6 separate regions of the Homo sapiens genome follow, and all the other regions are linked to region 4. A link is a contact called in ENCODE Hi-C or POLR2A ChIA-PET data. All regions are on one chromosome and are shown on one strand. Each heading gives the region's core, a stretch centred on a gene start or an enhancer-like site at or near the end of the contact. The rest is flanking DNA. Distances are from core to core; before and after follow the strand shown. Region 1 overlaps ARID1B (AT-rich interaction domain 1B). Region 2 holds the start of TULP4 (TUB like protein 4). Region 3 overlaps ARID1B (AT-rich interaction domain 1B). Region 4 has its middle 59 kb from the start of SNX9. Region 5 overlaps TULP4 (TUB like protein 4). Region 6 holds the start of TMEM181 (transmembrane protein 181).

Evidence for each region. A loop is a pair of places that touch in the nucleus more often than their neighbours do. ChIA-PET counts read pairs that join two places held with the same protein, here RNA polymerase II (POLR2A). Pooled maps may share reads with other maps.
Region 1: a loop to region 4 is called in a map of naive thymus-derived CD4-positive, alpha-beta T cell, with 4 times the contacts of the local background. The contact joins two enhancer-like sites. A Hi-C loop is called at or near these places in 1 of 168 maps with a recorded cell type or tissue (naive thymus-derived CD4-positive, alpha-beta T cell), 6 of 37 single-sample maps with no recorded cell type and 9 of 50 pooled maps. POLR2A ChIA-PET finds 5 or more read pairs at or near these places in 1 of 52 experiments (MCF 10A).
Region 2: a map with no recorded cell type shows a loop between it and region 4 (4-fold over the local background). The contact joins the promoter of TULP4 here to the enhancer-like site in region 4. A Hi-C loop is called at or near these places in 7 of 37 single-sample maps with no recorded cell type and 4 of 50 pooled maps.
Region 3: a map with no recorded cell type shows a loop between it and region 4 (14-fold over the local background). The contact joins two enhancer-like sites. A Hi-C loop is called at or near these places in 3 of 37 single-sample maps with no recorded cell type and 3 of 50 pooled maps.
Region 5: a loop to region 4 is called in a pooled map, with 7 times the contacts of the local background. The contact joins two enhancer-like sites. A Hi-C loop is called at or near these places in 1 of 37 single-sample maps with no recorded cell type and 2 of 50 pooled maps. POLR2A ChIA-PET finds 5 or more read pairs at or near these places in 1 of 52 experiments (K562).
Region 6: a map of endothelial cell of umbilical vein shows a loop between it and region 4 (8-fold over the local background). The contact joins the promoter of TMEM181 here to the enhancer-like site in region 4. A Hi-C loop is called at or near these places in 1 of 168 maps with a recorded cell type or tissue (endothelial cell of umbilical vein) and 6 of 50 pooled maps. POLR2A ChIA-PET finds 5 or more read pairs at or near these places in 1 of 52 experiments (Panc1).

What each region holds. Positions count from the first base shown.
Region 1 is chr6:157,052,872-157,056,040 of GRCh38, reverse strand. The region is part of intron 4 of ARID1B (AT-rich interaction domain 1B); the gene reads right to left. Among named protein-coding and RNA genes, the nearest start is that of TMEM242, 270 kb to the left of the region's middle. RefSeq lists a silencer at 300-500. Within about 2 kb of position 1,445, at least 4 of the 41 ENCODE cell types and tissues checked have a DNase peak (open chromatin) inside an H3K27ac peak, as active enhancers do.
Region 2 is chr6:158,310,536-158,313,871 of GRCh38, reverse strand. It overlaps TULP4 (TUB like protein 4), which reads right to left and starts at 1,407. Exons shown (of 14, transcript NM_020245.5): 1 at 1-1,407.
Region 3 is chr6:157,201,858-157,205,320 of GRCh38, reverse strand. ARID1B (AT-rich interaction domain 1B) reads right to left here. Exons shown (of 20, transcript NM_001374828.1): 19 at 1,325-1,455. Among named protein-coding and RNA genes, the nearest start is that of TMEM242, 120 kb to the left of the region's middle. Within about 2 kb of position 1,848, at least 2 of the 41 ENCODE cell types and tissues checked have a DNase peak (open chromatin) inside an H3K27ac peak, as active enhancers do.
Region 4 is chr6:157,762,429-157,765,683 of GRCh38, reverse strand. No RefSeq gene overlaps it. Among named protein-coding and RNA genes, the nearest start is that of SNX9, 59 kb to the left of the region's middle. RefSeq lists enhancers at 1,083-1,132, 2,023-2,092, 1,665-2,864, 2,366-3,255 and a silencer at 1,623-1,732. Within about 2 kb of position 1,268, at least 35 of the 41 ENCODE cell types and tissues checked have a DNase peak (open chromatin) inside an H3K27ac peak, as active enhancers do; they include Panc1 and endothelial cell of umbilical vein, where a contact is called at or near this core.
Region 5 is chr6:158,473,908-158,477,153 of GRCh38, reverse strand. The region is part of intron 6 of TULP4 (TUB like protein 4); the gene reads right to left. Among named protein-coding and RNA genes, the nearest start is that of TMEM181, 85 kb to the left of the region's middle. RefSeq lists enhancers at 1,225-1,304, 1,325-1,404, 1,725-1,774, 1,822-2,394. Within about 2 kb of position 1,738, at least 8 of the 41 ENCODE cell types and tissues checked have a DNase peak (open chromatin) inside an H3K27ac peak, as active enhancers do.
Region 6 is chr6:158,558,618-158,562,293 of GRCh38, reverse strand. TMEM181 (transmembrane protein 181) reads right to left here and starts at 2,203. Exons shown (of 17, transcript NM_001376852.1): 1 at 2,062-2,203. The coding sequence starts at 2,069. RefSeq lists enhancers at 172-671, 672-1,173 and a silencer at 1,593-2,512.

The DNA.
Region 1 (3,169 bases), core at 196-2,695, 710 kb after region 4:
GTGTTAATAAAAGGAGATATTCCTGGGTGGGTCTGACCTAAAGAGGTGATCCCTTAAAAGAGGTGGGAGAGATTGAATGCAAATCTCCTGCCTGCTGCCATGTTGTGGAGACAGGCACGGAACTGCAGGTCACCTCCAGAAACTGAGAAGGGTGCTGGGTTAGCATGCGGCATGATGGTGGGAACCTTAGAACTCCAGCCACAGGGAAGTAAATTCTGCCAACGGGTGAGCTTGGAAGAGAACCCTAAACCTCAGATGAGACCACAGCCCTGACAATACCTTATCTCAACTTCACGAGATCCTGAGTAGAGGACCCAGTTATTGGACTCTTGGCTACAGAAATTGTGAGATACTCAGGAAGAATAGTTTTAAACTGCTGAATTTGGGGGTAATGTGTTACTCAGCAACAGAAAATTAATACATTTGAAACCTCACTTACCTTTCAAATCTCACCAGAGGAGATCTGTAAGAATTTTCAAATTTTCCTTTTTGTTAAAGTTAGCTTTCTATTGTTATCAAGAATATTATAATCAAATTTAAGGACTAGAGAGCAGTTACTACAGTGAGCAGTAAAGGTTTGAAATTTAAGGTGATATTTGGGTGTTTTCTTTTTAAAGCAAAAATTTTGAGCAGCTACTTCTAAAGAGTACTTTGTACAAGTTCTACGGGTGAATTTAAACGACAAAGACAGAAACAAAAAAAGATTATGTTACTGGAAAGGAAAATCAAAGGCATAAAAATAAGATGGGTAAACTAATGATTATTGTCTAGTTAACCAATTAATGATCTGTATCTTTTCTATAGCAGCATATTATTGGAGATCTGGCTTGAAGTAGAAGGAAAGATAATCACTCATCATTTCCAAAGGGAAACCAATGCAAATGGTCCCCTTATCCACACAGCAGGCACTAAGCTCCACCTGAGGTATCTGCTGGCTTCAGTGGTGAGGTGGCTCCTCTCTGGAAAGCCCCCCTACTTCCCGGCTGATGCCAGCTGAGGAGGATGCTTCCCAGTGGTGAGTTCTGTTCCCTCCTCTGCAGGTTTATGCTACAAGTTACTCCAGTTCTAAACTGAATGGAAAATGGAACCAGGTGATGTATCCATGTGAAAAGAGACCCACCACTGGGGATGAGTGAGCTAGTGAAACGCTGCTGCAGAATGAGGTACGGCTGAGACAGCGGTGAACCATGGACAGGAGGGAGGTACACGTGAATAGACATTTATGTGTTTTATGCTAAAATAAAATGTATAATGATTGCATCATTTTCAAAGATTTCTGCTTTAACCAATCTGACAATCACCCCTGTAACAGTGACATCTAGTAAGTAGGCCTAGGCTGTGGTTCTTTTGCCTTTCACAGCTCAATGTGAACAACTATTTCCACAAACCTTGCTCTTTAGGTAAGAACCACTTCCTCAGACATAGAACAAAAAGCCCCAGATAGGAAGTGAGGAGATGTGAGGTCTAGGTGGTTACTAGTCCTTCCATGAGCCTCACTTCCTACTTTTATAACACAGGGGCAATAGATTACATAATTTCTCATGTCCCTTGTAGCTCTGAATCCTATCACCAGATTTACATGTTTATTATAAAATAATACAAACACATTATTTCAAAAAACTATAACTCACTACCATTTTAAAAACCAAATATTTAATTGGGCAGTAAGAACATTAAAAGATGCTAAGGAAATTGAAGATAGTTTGATGCTGCCTTGTGTTACAAATCTCAGTTTTAAGACACAGCATTTCCAAGGGGAAAAACCTAATCTAAGGCAAAGAATCACACAGCTCCTGGCCATCCACCTTCTTTTTTTTGAGACAGAGTCTTGCTCTGTGGCCCAGGCTGGAGTGCAATGGCACAATCTTGGCTCACTGCAACCTCCGCCTCCCGGGTTCAAGCGATTCTTCTGCCTCAGCCTTCCGAATAGCTGGGATTACAGGCACGCACCACCAGGCCTGGCTAATTTTGTATTTTTAGTAGAGACGGGGTTTCTCCATGTTGGTCAGGCTGGTCTCGAACTCCCGACCTCAGGTGATCCACCCATCTCAGCCTCCCAAAGTGCTGGGATTACAGGCATGAGCCCCTGTGCCCGGCCTAATGTTTTTATTTTTATTTTTTTGTATTTTAGTAGAGACGGGGTTTCACCATGTTGGCCAGGCTGGTCTTGAACTCCTGACCTCAGGTGATCCACCTGCCTCGGCCTCCCAAAGTGCTGGGATTACAGGCGTGAACCACAGTGCCCAGCTCATCCACTTTCATAGAAGAAAAATTTCATGCTATCATAATAAATCAAACTTATAGAAAGGCTTGATATTATACACGTAAGCAACAAAAAGCCACAGACATGATTCTTTTCCTAATCTCATAAAACAAAGCAAACCCCACTCAAACTAAGGTCCTTAAAGAGGGAATCATTTCTACATTCAAGTGATAATAATTATAGCCAAAATTCAGGAATAAAGTTGCAGGATTGAATAATTGCCTAGTAGGAAGCTGAAATTATAAACTACTTGTATTAAAAAGATGTAGAAAAGTTAATAGTTTTATATACTGCTCTGTTTATACTATTGACAAGAGAAACCAGTCAAGACAGCACATCCCCCAAAGGGCTATTGCTATCTTCAGAATAGCTAGCTTAAATTCTGCATGATAGGCCAGGGGTGGTGGCTCACACCTGTAATCCCAGAACTTTGGGAGGCTGAGGTGGGCAGATTGCCTGAGCTCAGGAGTTCAAGACCACCCTGGCAACACGGTGAAACCATGTCTTTACTAAAAATACAAAAAATTAGCCAGGCATAGCGGTAGGCGCCTGTAATCCCAGCTACTCGGGAGGCTGAGGCACGAGAATTGCTGGAGCCCTGGAGGCAGAGGTTGCAGTGAGCCGAGATCATGCCACTGCACTCCAGCTTGGGCTACAGAGTGAGACTCCGTCCCTAAATCAATCAATCAATCAATCAATAAAATAATTCTTCATGATATTTTGCACTGTTGTAAATCAGGCTGGTAAAAACTGCTCTTAGCGCTGGGTGTGGTGGCTCACGCTTGTAATCTCAGCACTTTGGGAGGCTGAGATGGCCAGATCACGAGGTCAGGAGATCGAGACAATACTGGCCAACATGGTGAAACCCCGTCTCTACTAAAAATACAAAAATTAGTTGGGCATGGT
Region 2 (3,336 bases), core at 158-2,657, 550 kb before region 4:
GAAGGTCAGTATTTTATAAAGATCCACCGAATGCATAGTGAAAAAATTCCTCTATAAAAGATGATGGCAGTCTTCTAAGAAAAGGTAATGCTTAAAAAAACATGGGGTCCATTTGTATTTTCAAGTTCTCAGAGGAAGAACGTGCTGATCCTTTGGAGAAAGAGCATCGTTAATTAAGTGGTGATCAAGAAACGGTTTTCTTCTTTTTACTCCACTTGGTTATTCTCATTCAGCCTGAGATTCCAGTTTAGTGTAATATGATTCCAGAGACAAAGGGTTGCAAATACATAGATTTCAAGTAACTTAAGGCTTTAAGAATCCCTCTAGCTCGAATTTTTCTCTTCAAAAGTTCGGATGCAGAGACAGAATACACAGGATCATCTTCCTTCTGAAGCCACCCTCTAGCATGTTTCCTGAACTAGACAAATTTCTGCTGCTAAAGCTGAAAAAGATTGCATAAAGGGAAAAAAAGGCACACAAACCGTGCAAAACAGACCAGAGTTTGTGCAGACAAGAGTCCAAATTTTAGGAAGAAAAACAGACTCTCTCCTTGTTGTTTCAGAACCAGAAACTTTCCACCTCAAAGCTTGGCCCTGTGTCCCCGGGGAACGCAGGGCTCCATCGGACTGCTCCTCCACCAGCCGGCGCACCCCTCAGTGCCATAGAGGCTAGAAAGAAGGCCCCTTCACTCAAGAGGCAGAATGTTCCAGCGCTCTTACAGTGGTCCCAGTGTTTGCCCTGGGTGAGTCTTAAATCCTCTTGCTGACAAAACAGAGCCACGTGGCAAGATTTTGTTTCTTTTGCTCGTCTCCCTTCTCGCTCCCCCAGTTAGCACTCCCCTTTTCTGCTCCTAAAGATCTTTTTCCATCTTGATGAAAAAAGCTAATCTTAGAATTAAGTCCATCAGGTAATCTTCTCATACGCAAGTCTTCTTGGACTTGACAGGGAAGTTAATCCCTTAAAACAAAAGCAGAAGCCAGAGTCAGATTCCCCCAGCTGTCTCCCTAGAGAGTGATAGTGTTTTGCTGATGGGTGCTTTCCTGTTCACATTCAGAGACTGTCTCCAAACACCACACCACTAGTCCAACAAAAAGAAAGCTTTGCTTGGATTTTCCTTGATATTTATTTAATAATTATTGGTTTCAATTGCTATTTTACAATATTATCCTATAGATGCAGGAAAAAAGGGGGGGAATAATAAATTAAAATTTCTCAAATACAGTTAATTAAGATAGGCAAAGGAATCAGTTCATTATTCAAACTTGTCCCATCATACTTGAACTTGCTTTCCTCTAGCCATAACCACAGTAGGAGTTACTTTTCAGTCTAGAATTTTAATCCGTCCAAATCACCAAACCCACTGAAAAATAAAGTGCAACAAACACTGTGTGAGCCGCTGCAATGTTTGAAATCACACTTCTTTCTCAGTCACCTTCTCACTTAGTTCCTTCTTTAAACTGGAGAATATTTTTGTGGTTTAATCTGCGCAAATTTTTTTTTCTTCTTTTTGCAGACTTTCTTTACCCGTGCAGACCATATGGAAAACTGGCCATTAGTGATGTATTTTTCTCCCCGGGCTCCTGAGCCCACTGGTGTCAAGTTGCTCCATCTGATTCTTAAATTAATTTTCATCAGTTGTAAAACTCTCAAGTGTGCACAAGAATGAGCCTGTCTTCCCGTGTGAATGTGTAAGTACAGAAAGAAGGTTTTAAATGCACATAGACACACACTCTTCAACTGCCATACGAAGCGTCTGCTTCCCCAGTCATTTCAGGAACCATCAGATTATTCACGGCTGGGAGGCCCTGGAGTCTTACAAATCTGTTTAAAAAAAAAAAAAGATATAAAATTTAAAAACTTTAAAACACTGGAAAATAAAGGTTTTAAGAATAATTGCTGAAACTGAAATGAGAGACCCATCTTTACACTTACATCAAATGGAGCTACTGACTGCACTGAATGGTAAAATCCAATAGTGAAAGGATACACCTCACCAGACTCAAGACAACACACAACAAATGAGAGTTCTGCCTGCCACTGATCGTTGTATTCAATTTGTCAGCAGCTGGGCACATCTGAATGAAATCATAACTGCCATTCTTCCACACTGAACTGTACTTTCTAAGAGACTGAACTCCGAATGTGAGACTCTACCCCTCCAGAGACCATGGTCGCTGTTTAAGCAGGCATCCTCAAAAAGGAGACTGAAATGACTCAGGCAAGTTATCTGGATTGATTTTTTCACGATTAATAAAAGATATTCCCTCAAGACACAAAGCAGTAAGGGCCTTTAAAACTCATTCGTCCCTGATGGCTGGCAGGTCTCGGAGCAAAGCGCAGCTGTTTTCTAAGCTTTTATGTGGTCTACCAGCAATAAAGTTCTAGAGAATCTGTCTCTAGCAAATCCATTCCATCTTCTTCCTACTGCCTGAAGTCCAGGCTGCATCACATCCTCTACAAACACGAGAACACTCTGTCCCTAACTTACTCATCCTCCCTGCCCTCCCGCCCCGCCAGTCCTTCCAGAAAGCAGAGTGGACTTTCTCAAATTCAGCAGACTCTCTCAGTCTCCTGGGGCAGCTGAAGCGGCCCAGCCCCATCCCACAGGAACTGGACACTGAAAGGGAAGGGAAGGGCCCAGGTGTTCGCATTTCTAATAAGCTCCCAAGAGATGCTAATGCTGCTGGGCAGGGAACCAGGCTTTGAGAACTACTGGCCTGTAGCATCAAGTCCCAGCAAAAGACTCTACTTTCATCATAATACTAGGACATAATTTGCCTTCTTCCGTGTTCACATTTGTACCCATGGTGCAAAATCAACAGTGGGTCAAACTGCAAGCTCTTTAACACTAATCAAGGTAGAGGTACCAACTGCACCAGTAGTCATAGATTAAAAAAAAGAAAGAAAAAAAAAGCCAGCCTCACTTAAGAACATCTTTGATACGGCAGTAAAAATTATTAATTTTATTAAATATCAGCCCTTGAGTACATGGTTTTTAATACCCTTGTGTCCCAAAATAGTAGGTACACATAAAGTACTTCTGTGGACTACTGAAGCACCATGGTAGTCCCAGGAAAAAGCATGTATTATACAGTTTAAGTTGCAAAATGAACTGCTTGCTTTTTTCATGGAATACCATGTGACATGGTTTGAATGTTTGGCCCCTCCAAATCTCATGCTGAAACGTAACCCCCAGTGTTAGAGGTGGGGCCTGGTGGGAGGTGTTTGGATCATGGGGGCAGTCCCTCATGAATGTCTTGGTGCTGTCTTCTGACAGTGAGTGAACTCTCACGATACCTGGTTGTTTAAAAGAATGTAGCACCAGGAGTTCGAGAC
Region 3 (3,463 bases), core at 599-3,098, 560 kb after region 4:
GATTCTTTCCCGGTAGATGTTCTGGAAATCAGCTATACCTTCATATCCTACTGTCAGTTTCTTGAAAGTAGAGTTGGAACAATTTTTAAGAAGTCAGGGGAAGCCCCCAGCACCAACTAGAAAGAACTGCTTTTAGTGTGCTGAAGGCACAATGTTCCAAGGGCATTTTCCCTTTTTTTTCCAGGGGAAAAGGGAAAGTTAATAAAGCAATTCTGGTTATGCAAATATGTGATCAACAACAGTTCACCTAACATAAGGATGAAAGCGCATTACTCTAGCAAATGCAGTATACAGTTTTTAAATACTTATTTTCTGTTAACACAGAACTCGTACAATGTTTATGACCTTATTAATAAACTTTCTAGCAATTGAAAAATTGCCTTTCTAGGCTGATAATGAGGGCTTAAATGAGAGAAGAAAGAAGTAGAAGATTCTGGTCTTATTTCCTTAGAAGCAAGGAAATTAAGTGTTTTAGTTTTTGCACTCAAAGTAGAGAGTTGTTTGTATACTATAGGGAAAATGACCTTTTTCCATTTTTTATTTCTAAATATTTCTTTAAAAGTCTATAGCCCAGTGGACTCGGGCATTTTCCCCAAACTTCAGTGCTCCTCTCTTCTAGCTATTATGCTGGAAGCTACCTGAAGCCTACCTCTGAACAAAGGAGGGGTTTAAGCTCATTAAAAGTAGTAGGCTTTTACATGACTGCTTCAAAATAACCTGGAGAGAGGCAGAAATGAGAGAGCATAGACTAAGAAGTAAGTTTAGCCATGAGTTCATAACTATTTTAGCTGACTGACAGGTACATGGGGGTTCATTAAACTGCTCTCTCTCCTTCTATATATATTTATACATTCTATAAATGTATAGAATATAAAATTTCTAAATCTTGAATATCTTTTTAATGAAAAGAAGATGTCAAGTCCTCCTGGAAAGCAGGGTTATGTCCCATTGCAACCAACTGTGTTTCCAATGCTGACTCCAGTCACAACTTAATGTTACATTTTGATTTCTTCCCATTGGCCAGCTAATATTCATTCTGAACAATTTAATGTTACTACTGTCATCTATCCCATATACACATACACACACAGTCACTGTTCTCTCATAAGAAATAGAGGTATGTGTGTGTACACACACTAAAGACTACAGTGAATATTATCCCAGATAACTCTACATTGATTAAGGCTGGTTGATAACAACTGCAGTGATTAACAGTGTTGGACGGTCAGTGCTCATCAACTCAGGCATTAGTTCAAGCACAAATGTGCATGGCCTGATGCTCTCCTATCCTAATTTGGTTGTTAGTTGGACTATGCTGGCTTACCTGGGAGAGATTGAAAGTAGCAACAGTGCTGTCATCATACAGAAGAATATTAATAGTGTCCAAAGCCCACGTACTCTCAGCCAAAAGACCTGATTTAAGGGACATCATCACACGCCACGCCTCAGGAGTAACTGAAGATGGGGAAGAACAAGGATATCATGAATGTTGACTCTATGCATGAAAGAACGAAAGTTAACGAAAGAGTAAGAAAAAATAAGTGGAGTGTTAAGTTAAATATTGACTTTAAACAAATGCTCTCAAGGACAGTTAAGCGTGATCATTTCCGATTTTAAATGGAGGCCATAGCTGTAACGAGAAACTTTTGTGGTTTCAGATCTCGCTTTGTTGGTCACGCAGGGGCCGAAAGTGCTTCTGGAGGTGGAGTGGTTGAGCACAGATGGTCCTTTCTCATGGCCGGGTTATTTCTTTCAGCCACCCTACAGAGTCTGCAATGTGGTATCAGAGCTTTTAATAAATGAGTCAAACCCAAAAGTGGTATTTGTCTTCTTTTGGCTTCACCACTCACGAGTGTCTCAAGGTGGCGTCCTGGAAGGCCGCCAAGTATGCAGAACATGGAAGCAAAATTTAACTCCAAGACAGCCTCCTCAGACACACGGCCTTGGCTTCCCAGGCTGCTTTCCTCTAGTCCTGTGCTCCTGCCCTCAGAACATGCTGTGATAAATATTAGCACTTTGATGGCTCAGATTTCTCAGGAGTATGGCTGGAGCCACAGAATGGGAAGTAATTTGTTGTTTTCCCTATTCCTGCTACTGAAGGAAACAAAATGATCAGGTAGAAAGTTTGGAAGATTTGCCATGAGACCCAGCTCGGCCAGATCCCTGGAGCTGCCTGGAGGCTGGGGGCATTCTCCAGGCACCAAGAATCATTGCATGAGGGGGAGACACCGTGGCTTTTCCACTTTTATTTTATCTGTTTTAAAATTTTCTAAGATAGCTACATACTGTTTTTACAATAAAAAAATCAAAATTACTTTTAAAAATAAACATGTAAATTTCCCTAGGTTGAAGACAAATGCTATATAACCCGCACTGGGAGATTTTTAGAAAATTTAGATGTATTTATTTAAACATACATATACACACATAAACACACAATACACGTGTGTGTGTGTGTATATATTTCTATATATAAAATGGTGCTCAGTGTCTGTGTCTCCTTCTCTCCCTCTGCAACCCCATATAAATACACACACACACATATTCTATATATATCTATATATCTATATTTATATCTATCTATATATATATATAAAGGGATATAGATACACATGCATTATATATAAATGGATAGATATATATAAAGGAATATGTGTGTGTGTGTGTGTGTATACAGTGGCACAGTCACTGCTGAAGCCTTGATCTCCTGGGCTCAAGTGATCCTCCTACCTCAGCCTCCTGAATAGCTGGGACTACAGAAATGAATCTCACTTTTGGCTAATTTTTTTTCTTTTTAGTAGAGACGAGGTTTTGCTAGGTTGTCCAAGGGTGGTCTCGAATTCCTGAGTTCAAGTGATTCTCCTGCCCTGGTCTCTCAATCTACATCTCCTTAATGTCCAGTGATTGATGTCTTTCAAATTATTAATATCTTTAATTTTCTAATCACTGAAAAAGATTTTAAGTCAATTTGTTCTTGATATTTTTTGAGTAATTTTTCCTAATATAACTCAGATCTATTATCTTCCTTCCTGTGTTAAAAGTACTTCAAAAATAATGCAGAAACCCTGTGTGTACTTCCAGATAGTCCAGACCTCTGATTAGTATTCAGAACATCCCACAGAGGATAAACAAGCAACATCAGCATTCGATTGACATGGTTCTTGGCCCAAGTCTACCAGTGCATTGGATGATATCAGTTCTATGTATCACAGCATAGCATATTCTTTATGTCATACCATCTATCAATCTACATATTACATACAAGCTTTAACTTTTTCCCACGGAAATTCACTGTATGTTGTCACCAAATTACAGAGTGGCTTGCCTTCAGATTTTCTCAGGTCACCTTTAGCATTTCATTAGCCTCATGGGGGGGTCTGTTAGGCACGTATTGTAGTGATTAAGTGGCTTGGTTAAGTTCAAATCTTTAAGCCCAAAATACAGCATATAACCACTCAGGATT
Region 4 (3,255 bases), core at 19-2,518:
AAATGATAAAACAAAACAAATACATTTCAGGCGGGGCGCGGTGGCCTACGCCTGTAATCCCAGCACTTTGGGAGGCCGAGGCGGGCGGATCACGAGGTCAGGAGATCGAGACCATCCTGGCTAACATGGTGAAACCCCGTCTCTACTAAAAATACAAAAAATTAGCCAGGCGTGGTGGCGGGCGCCTGTAGTCCCAGCTACTTGGGAGGCTGAGGCAGGAGAATGGCGTGAACCTGGGAGGCGGAGCTTGCAGTGAGCCGAGATCGCGCCACTGCACTCCAGCCTGGGCGACAGAGCGAGACTCCGTCTCAGAAAACAAACAAACAAACAAAAAAAAACAAATATATTTCAAAATGAACACCCGAAGCCCCCACAGTCATAGCTGTGTGCCTCCATGCACCTCTGCAATGTGGTGGGAGCGGGAATATCCATGCCCAAATACTTGCCCATAAATATCTCCCATCTAACTCTTTGTGGAGGAGATCAGATCCGAGTGGAAGGGCTCGGTGTCCCTGAGGGTAACGCCCATTGTCTAAGCAAGAGGAGTCTCTTTCTAACCCTAATAGGCTTGTTAACTCTTGGTGTTCTTCCTGTTCCTTTTTAGATAATCTATTAGGTTGGCACAAAAGTAATTGCAATCTTTGCCATTAAAAGTAATGGTAAAAACCGCAGTTACTTTTGCACCAAAATAATACATCACAGGTTTATACTCAGCCTTTGTTACTATTTTAGGTTGAATTATTTCCGTGCAAACCCTCAGAGCACAGGGATCTGTAATTATACTTTGCAAGAGATGTTACGTGCTACCAGCAAATTTTCCAGCTCAGTGATGCAAGGCAGGAGCTGTACATCTTCTCACATGTGGTTATTCATTCCATACAGTACTGAGAAAGAGCCTTAGTCACATTTGGACTCCCTAAGGAAGTGTCAGGCCACATCACTGCAGCCACATTCCTGCACAGAGCTTGCCTCAACCTCGCTCCTCCAGGCGAGCTCCATGCCGGCCACGTGATGGCCCCCGCCAGTGTTGAGAAGTGATTCATCGTCAGCTCCAGGGGAAAAACAGACTGTGTAGGAAGGTTCCATATGACAAAAACATCCGGATTTTTTTTCTTTCTGCCTTCTACTGGGCAATTCAGACCTTGTTATCATACAATTGAGGTGGAAATGTGACGTAATTAAACTGATTTATGAAAGTCACATACAGAAACCAGAGTCATTTTTTAGAGCCCCAGTGTGGTTAAAGTTTACTTCCTCTGTACATTTATAGCAAAGGCTTTTGAACATGGTTGAGGGCAGAGAGCCAGTTTCGGGTAGATTGGGAGAAGGTCTATTTGCTGGTTACTGCTGCTTCAATTTATATTTCCCCCTCAGTTTTACCAAGGAAAAGGCCTTAATGGACTGAATTCAATGTGAAGCTTGTGTGATTCTCTATCTGTGGCCACTTCAATGTGAACGCCAATGACCATGAGCCGGGTAATGACTTGGAAATATACTAGACAGAGCACAGCCATGGGAAATACCACGGAAGACTATGTTAGCTCCAGAATAACATCATTAAAACTAGCTTAATTTAGTACAGCATCTGGATCAGAAATAGTCCTAAACATGCATACACAAAGCAAGTATACATTTGCATGATACGTACACAGAGCTTTAAAAAGCAACCTGGATATAGTGTGTCAGTTTTCAGAAAGGGACCAAGATGAGATTAATGAACCTTGACACCTGCTTTGCTCTCTTCCACTGCCGTAGAAATCCTCTCTGCTGAGAGTCTGGCATACTTCATAGATACAGTATTTGGAGAAGCAGCAAGGCTGGATGGTTTGTGTAACACACTGGAAACGTCATGAGGCTGATTCTAGATTTGCCAGTCATCAACTGGGGGCACTTGGCCACGTTTTCTAACTCACAAAGGTTTTCCAGGATAACATTTCATGCTACCTCCCCTTGGTGTTTTGAGGAATCGTCAATAGGACAGACAGGCAAGCACATGAGAAACATAAGCTGCTAGTTGGCACAGGTGTGTTGGGCTGCTGGAATCAGGCAGGTGTATGGAGCCGGGTGACTCATGGAGGAGGAGGGGTTCCACCTGGAAGGGACACTCCCTGGTCTCTCTCCACATAGCTAATGTGAGTCACCACATTCCTGGCTCCCTGCCTGACTTGCTTCCGGGTCAACCACGGAACCCCAGGGCCACCTGGGGTTGGGCCTGCTCCAGCTGTTCCCTTCGGAGCCTTGCCCTGCTTGCTTTGCACTTGTTAGAAGAGGGAGCAGGTACTTCCCCGCAGGGACCTGTGTCTGCCTTCAGCTGTCTAAATTCCATGGAGAAGGCCTGGAGATCCATGGGGAAAACTCCTTTCATTCTGGGATGGTCTGGCCTGGAAGCCCGGAGCAGCTTCCTCAACCCCGCCGCCCTCCCCTTTTCCCTGCCTTGTACCCAAGGAGCCCCAGCCCCTACTCCACATCACAGAGGGCAGAGGTGGAGCCCACCTGGGACGGTGGCCACCTATACCCTCATCACCAGGCCTACATCAGCACCCTCTGGGCGTGACTTCCCTCACTTTCTAGGTAATGAAGAAAAAGATCGTGTTTTACATTGAGACGTATAATCTGTGTAGCTTGGAAGAGGAGAATATGCAACCCCCAAATATGCATAAGGATTGTTGAGCTGAAGGCCATTAAAAAGCAGATGCAGGAGAGCTCTCTGCCCTCGCTCTATTTGCCTAAAGCGGGGCACAAAGACAAAAGGTGTCCTGTCCCCCTTCCACCAGGGAGAACAAAGGTTAACCACGGAAGACAATTTCAAACCCTGTCAGCCTGGAGATGGTACTGGAGGAACCCACATGGGCAAGCCTCACCGAGCAGCCTTCCTCTGCCAGTTGTTTGCTTCTCCCCAAGTTGCTGCCCCCTAGAGACTCGAAATCCTTTTCTGCTTTTATTTTTAAAATATTTTAAAAAATACTTCCCCCAACCCCCACTGCATCCTCCCTAGCCACAGCGGGCTCCGGGACACTCTTCAGAGTCCTTTTCCTTTTCCTTTTCCTTGTCACTTCTCTAAATATTAGCTGTTCTTTGTTGAAGATACTGTCTAAGCTGGAATTCAAAGGCATCTCTCCCTGGTATCTTCCATGTGCATATTAAATACACATGATACTAAACTTCTGTTTGTTCCATGTGCATATTAAATATACATGATACTAAACTTCTTTTTGTTTTTCTCCTGTTAACCTGTCTTTTGTTACAGGGGTACAT
Region 5 (3,246 bases), core at 489-2,988, 710 kb before region 4:
AAAATCAGCTTTGTTACCTTTATATATATAATTACCACCCATCCTGACAAAAACAACCTTGTCTGCAAAACTACATTCCAACAGCAAGCACATCAAATGCTCACATACCTGAATTCACTGCATCCGTTCTACTCTCCCACATGAATAACATTATTCTCATCTAACATATGAGGTTAGAGAGGCTAAGGCAGGCTAGGTACCTTGTTATAGTAATAAATGGTGGAAGAGCTGTGATTCTCATCCCTCCCCAGCTCCACTGCTGGTCCTTATCTTACTACATGGTGCTGACTCTCTGAAGTGCCAACATATTGATACCACAGCCTAAAGAATGCGTAATACTCCACTGAAAAATTTAACCATTTGTCCATCACATACAAAATCGTGAGCCCCAGATGGCCCCTTAGTCCATTTGGTCAAAGCTGCTTTACTCAGAAACAAACCAAACATGTCTATAGAAAAGGCAAATAGGAAGAGAAACAGGCTGTTTACACAGCATATAAATAAATGATCTGCGGGGTTCATCACAGCAGAAGAGAGCCCACAGGTAATTAGGCAGGTAGCATGGTTGGATGAACACGGAACACAGTCGCTGGCACATCTCGAAGGCGAGGGAGGATGGTGTGACTCCAAACCAGGTAGCGCATTCGCTCGGACGACTTGGAATTCTCAGCCAAGCAGGAGTGAGAAGACGCGAAAGATTAAAGGATGGAACATTAGAACCTGGGAGAAAAAGGGCTGAAATTATTTAGCCTGGAGAAGTGAGGTCTGCAGGGTCTCAAAGGAATAATTATTATCTAGGGCAACGTTACCAGGAAATCCCCTCTTCTAAGAATGGGACAAGAACACCAACACAGGAATTTACATTAAATTAATTAGGGTGCAGCACTCATTTACTTGCCCAAGTAAGTGAAAACTTACTCTGGGAGAGGGCAGGGCACGGACACATTGATTTAATTTAATTTAGTTTGTGTAGCATATAGTCCATGTAAGATGATAAAGCAGCAAAATAAACGCTGGTACCTTTGCCATAATAATTTTAAGGCTGTGCTAGAAAAACGGGGAAGGAGTGACAGATAACAAGAACTGCCCCTCTTGTCTGAAGATTCTGAGTCATCACTGACCTGGGGAAATGAATGACTGTGATGACTGTTTGGTCAGAAGTGAGGCAGCAGGGTATGACTTCTCAGGACCCCTGTAAGTCCACAGAAAGTCCCTAACAGGTCATCTTACTTTTTAAAAGTCACATTTCTGCTGGTGTTAATTTTTCCCTGGCTGTTTACTGGTATTCCAGCCTATAAAGCCCTCGCTACAAATGTTCTGTAGTTTTGGCAAGAACAAGAGTCAAATGGCGCTAACTGCATGTGGCCACAGACACGGGGCGGGGCGTTCACTAACGCTAGTCCTGATTTTGCCACCTCACAGTCATCAATTTCCATCACTCTGTCCTCTAGGTTCATGGGTGATGGCAGAACATGAACACACTGTCTGCAGGCCCACAGACCTCACCCATGCTGAAGGTACCTCCTCCCTAAGAACCTCCGCCTACTAGGCTGAGCCGCAGCAGAACAGCACAGCTCTTCAAAGCTCCCAGATTCACGTTGTGTTTGAACAGCTGCTGTCTGCTAGGGAAAAACTCAATTGTAAGTTTGCGGTCTTAATCTCTTTCTCAAATCCCATAAAACGACTATTTTTAGAACTGATGGCTAGAACTGTGAAGCAGATGACATTCAAATCTTAATTTGCATAGGGAGGTTCACATATTTTACACGTCTAAATCTGAGGCAAAAGTGCAAGAAACTGAGCTGCATTTCAGGGAGTGTGGGTCTGGTGGAACAGGGAGAACCACTGCTCAGCTGGAAAGGACAAACTCTAGGCCACAGTGCTGGAGGCGAGTGGCCCATGGAGGGGCAGGCTTCTCCTCTGGCTTCTCCCCCTCAATGCTGAGGCTGAGCCCCGGAAAGGAAAAGATGCGGGCCAGCCCTGCCTCACCTCCCACCAGGGAGTGTGGCAATCAAGGCCTGGTGCCCGTTCCTTACTCTGCCACCTCTCCTCCTGCTAGTACACAAGACATGCCATGCGTCCAGCCAATCATTTTTTTATCTACTGAGCTGTTAGTCATTAGATAAATATTTGCTAAATGTATACAAATGGACAGATCCATGCTAGTTATAAGGGGACTGACAATGAATCAAATACATTCTCTGCCCTTGTAGAGCTTACATCCTGGCGTGGCAGGGAGAGAATAAATACAGGTGAAGTATCCTTAATCTGAAAATCTGAAACCCAAAATGCTCCAAAATCTGACTTTTGGAGTGCCAACAAGATGCTCAAAGGAAATATTCATTGGAGTATTTCGAATTTTCAGATTTGGGATGCTCACCTGATACAATGCAAATATTCTGAAATTAAAAAGAAATCTGAAATCCACAACAATTCTGGTCCTAAGCATTTCAGATAAGGAGTACTCAACCTGTATCTCAGTATCTGTGACAGGAACTACCTGATAACGTGAGGTAGTGAAATTCCGTGAAGTAAAAAACAGTGTTGAGCGAGAGCCAGAGCAACAGCAAGGGGGTCTTTTTGAAGAGAGGGAGCAGGGAGGCTGCCCTGGAGGTGGTTTGAGCAGAGGCCTGGCTGAGAGGAGAAATCTATTTAATTGGAATTGAAAGCTTCCTCACTATATTACTATTTTTGTATATAGCAGTGAGTTGGATAGAGTCTTCTGAAAATGTAGGAGGAACAAAAACCAACTATACTGGTCCTGGACAGGGAAAACCAGGCAGTGCCAGCACAGGGTTTCTGGATGACTGAGGGAGGCCTTGGGCTGAGGACTGGCTACCCGGCCACCGAGGAGGCAGATTCCTGGGACAGTCGGAGGCTCTCCAGCCTCCCTCTCCACCCTTTGTTTGTTCTTTCTGTAGCTCTCCCTAAGAAGGATGGGGGATCTGTCTTGAAGAAAATGCACCTAGTAGGATGAAATGTTTTATGTCTGTACAAACATGTGCAAAATAGTTCACTTTAAAACAGAAGAAGGGCAAGGTGCAATGGCTCATGCCTATAATCCCAGCACTTTGGGAGGCTGAGGCAGGAAGATTGCTTGAGGCAAGGAATTCAAGACCAGCTTGGGCAACATAGCAAGACCCTGTCTCTACAAAACAAATTTTCAAAATTAGCTGGGTGTGGTGGTGCACACCTGTAGTCCTAGCTACTTGGGAGGCTGAGGCAGGAGGATCGTTTGAGCCCAGG
Region 6 (3,676 bases), core at 954-3,453, 800 kb before region 4:
TCCCGTCCCTAGCATCATCAGAGAAGGAATGGAGACTGCAGGAGAGTTCAAGGTAAAACTGTTAAGAACTGCTAACCTTTTTTGCTGATGAGTTTTGATGGCAATCTCTCCTACATTTTTAAAGAGCAGGCTGGGCCGAATGAGAGTCAGAGGTCATAAGGCCAGGGTCTGCAGGGGGACGGTCCCCTACACACCGTAAGCAGAGTGGTGGAGCTGCCCCTGCTCCTCCAAGCGGCTCTGTTCTCTCCCATTCTTTCCCTGGACTTCTCTTCTTTCTCACCTTTCTCACCTCTGGGCTCTCAGGCACACCAGACAAGGACAGAGAACACTCAGTCACCTAAGTCCAGGACGCACTTCGGATTTTCAGGCTTGTTTTTTAGGAGGATTTTATCTGCTACCAAACTCTTCTCAGTTTCCAGGTAGGTGCCTGGAATGCTGGCCGATGGTGGTGGGCTGATTTCCAGATACCCTCATCCCCCTCCGTCTTCCCTAACCCTCTTAGTGCTCCACAGAGCCTGAGGCACAAAGCGCTTACAGCTGCAGGGGGAGGCCTCAAACTCGCACAAAATTCAAGCTGCGTTTTGCTTGTCCTCCTCGGGACCTTTCCTTGGTCAACTGCTTTCTTTGGTCTAGTTCCCTGTCCTGTAACAGCGCAGGACCCTGGCAGAAGACCCAGATCCCTGTCCTGGCCAAGGCCCTCACCACCTCACGTCCCCGGCCTCTCTCCTACTGAAAAAGCACACCCAGCCCACCTATGCAGCTCCAAGGGGCAGCGCGTGAGAGAACTCCTGTAACACGCAGCTGTCACTCTGCTACAAGGCCACAGTTCCACAAGACACCGTTCCAAGCAGTATTATTTACATAGGCCGCACAAGAATCTTGCCCTCTGGAGTTGTGCAGAGGCAATACTGCTAACCTACCTCCACTTGGCTTTTAAAATCTTTAAAACATCCACATAGGTCTGATATTTGATGCCATTCCAGTTTCCCAAGAGGTGCTAAAGCAACATACCAAAGTCAGAAACTTCTAAGGAAGCAGAAGGAAAAACAGATCTCTCTGTCACAGGCACTTGCGCTGAGGCAACAGGCCTGGGTGTCACTTCTCTGACCACGTCCACAGCCAGAGAAATCAGCAAAGATCCAAAGCAAAACCCTTCTGCCTCAAAAACCGCATATAAGCCAAGAAGCGCGCCCAGGCCCCTCGGAGGCTGCCTTCAGTGCAGGGAGCCGGCCCTGGAAGCCTCCTGCGCCAGGCGCGGCTGCACATATGGGCCACTCCTTCTCCCGGACTTTCTGCAACTCCACGCGGCGCTAACCCTCTGGTTAACTCCGTCTCCTTCTTTTCCAGATGCGCCCAGGGGGACACCTAGGCGACTGCTGGGTCAAAAGCAAGCTTTAGGGATGGCGTCCACGAGACCCCAAACAGGTTTTTCCTCATTAAAAACCCTGGACTTCAAAGAGGTAAAGAAAAAAAAAAAAGCCCAAAGTCAGCAGATCGTAAAACGCATAAAACTCATATAACTCGACACCCCGAGTCCAAAGGGGCTGTTGCGGCAGGCTCCCCGGTGCCCACGTCACCAATCGCCTCTGAGAGCCTCGCACCCGGCGCTGGGCGAGACCGCAGGGCAGCGCGGGGCGCTCTCGATACCGAGGGGACGACGGGGCGGGGCCTTTCCGGCAGGAGAGGCTGCCCGGGAGGCGGCGGGACTCCGTGCGGGCGGCCACCCTACGCCGGGGAAGGGCCGCAGCGCCCCCGGTTCTCTCGGCCCCCCGGTGAGCGCTGTGGCTCGCAGCCCCGTCCCGGAACCCCGACCGCATCCCGGTCTCTAACCGCGGCCGGGCGGGCAGGCAGGAGGGAGCCCCGGCCCCGGTCTACTCTCGCCCCGCGCAAACACCTCCGCCTGACCCGCCCGCGAAGCCCCCTTCAGCGCCCTTTTCCCTGCCCCCAGTTCCACGTGGGCGCCAGGGACCCTGCGGCACGGCGCCGGGAGCCAGGGATCCCCAACTTTCGGCCGGAGTGTCCGGAGAGCCAGCCAGCCCGCCCGCTCGGCCGGGGACTCACGGCTCCATCTCGGCGCCCAGAGCCCTCGGCCCCGGCCCGCGCGTCCCGAGCCCGCCAGGCGCCGCGCAGCAGCCTCGGCAGCGGCAGCCGCAGCCGGAGCCGGAGCGACAGCGGCTGAGCAGCGGCCGGCCGCGGAAAACTCATCAGAGCGCGACGCCGAGATCACGTGCGCGGAAGCGACTCTCACGGCGGAAGAGGGCGCGGCGCGGTGGAAGCGGGGCCGCGGGCGCGCGGCGAGGGGGGTGGCCCTCCTTCGTGGCCCCGTGCCGGGGCGGAGCCCCACGGCCGGGAGCACCCAGGCTAGCCCTGAGCTGGGGCTCAAGACAGAAGGAATGAGTGAATGAATGACTTAGTTTACCTCTTGTCCCTAGGGCAGGTAAACAGCGCATTCATTCACTCCTACTTCCCGAGTGTCGGGGCGTAAGGATGGGCCTCGGGAGTCCACGAATGCCCTGCAGTTGTCTGGAAAACACTATGGGTGTCTGCATTTTTCTAGGGAGAGGAGCTATAGCTGTATATTCATTCCCTAAGGGTCTTGTGACCCCAAAAAAGGTTAAAAGCCAGGACAAACTTCTGCCACCCCGAATGATGACAGGAACCTTCCGGGCTCTTTCTGGTAGCTTCTCCCGCAAGCCGCTTCTAGACTGCAGCTAGACCAGTGGACCAAAAGCACTTTCCTGATTTCGCATCTTGGCTCAGTGTTCCCCATTTCTGTAATCAAGAATGGATGAGAACCAAGGTTTGGCTATTTCTGAGATTCTCTTTGGAGCATTACTCAAAATGTCCCGTGTTCCCGTGTGCTGTGGGTTTAAAGTCGGTCTGCATGAGTTAAATAAAGGACTTCCAAGCTTCCTTTGCAATGTATCCTCATTCATTCACTAAACTGTAAACAGGCTTACTATTGGCAGAAAAGTGTGGACATGAATAAGGAACAGTTCCTGCCCTCAGTGAAATTACAGGCAAAGAAAATTACCAACAGTAAGTTAGGTAGCCTTAGCTCAGGGTGCTACAGTGAGGAAGGGTGCCTAACTCGCCTTGGGGGAGTGGAGAAGGTAGGGGACAGAATGCAGAGTTTGGGCTGAATCTGGAGGGTGAGGTGGATATTAGGAAGAGGGGGGTTAAAAGGGGGAGATACCAAGCAAAGCACACCCTAAGCCAGGACACCAAGGAATAGTTACACAAAATCTCATTAGTGCTCTGAATCCTAAACCGCAACTCTTCAAGGAATAACAAAAGATTATTTCTTAAGTTCTTTTCATACATAAGCAGAGGGAAAGGGTTCTTCATAGCAACAAGACCGGAGAACAGAAACTGGGTACCTGCAGGGACAGACTGTTCACAGGGACGTGGGGCGCGGGAAGGGGTGAGTCGGAGGGAGTTCTATGAGCTAGAGCAGGGGTCCCCAACCCCGGAGCCTGTTAAATTACAGACGTGAGCCACCGCAACCAGCCCAAACATGCGTTTTCATGCAACACCTTCTGTTAAATGTTTAGGCCTGAGGATGCCTCCCTACTTGAGTCCTTACATAAGGAGCTGCAGCCTGGCATAGTTAACATAAAAGAGAAGACACCCTAATTGAGGAGGATGCTTTTGTAACAAACAGCTGAGTCTCAGC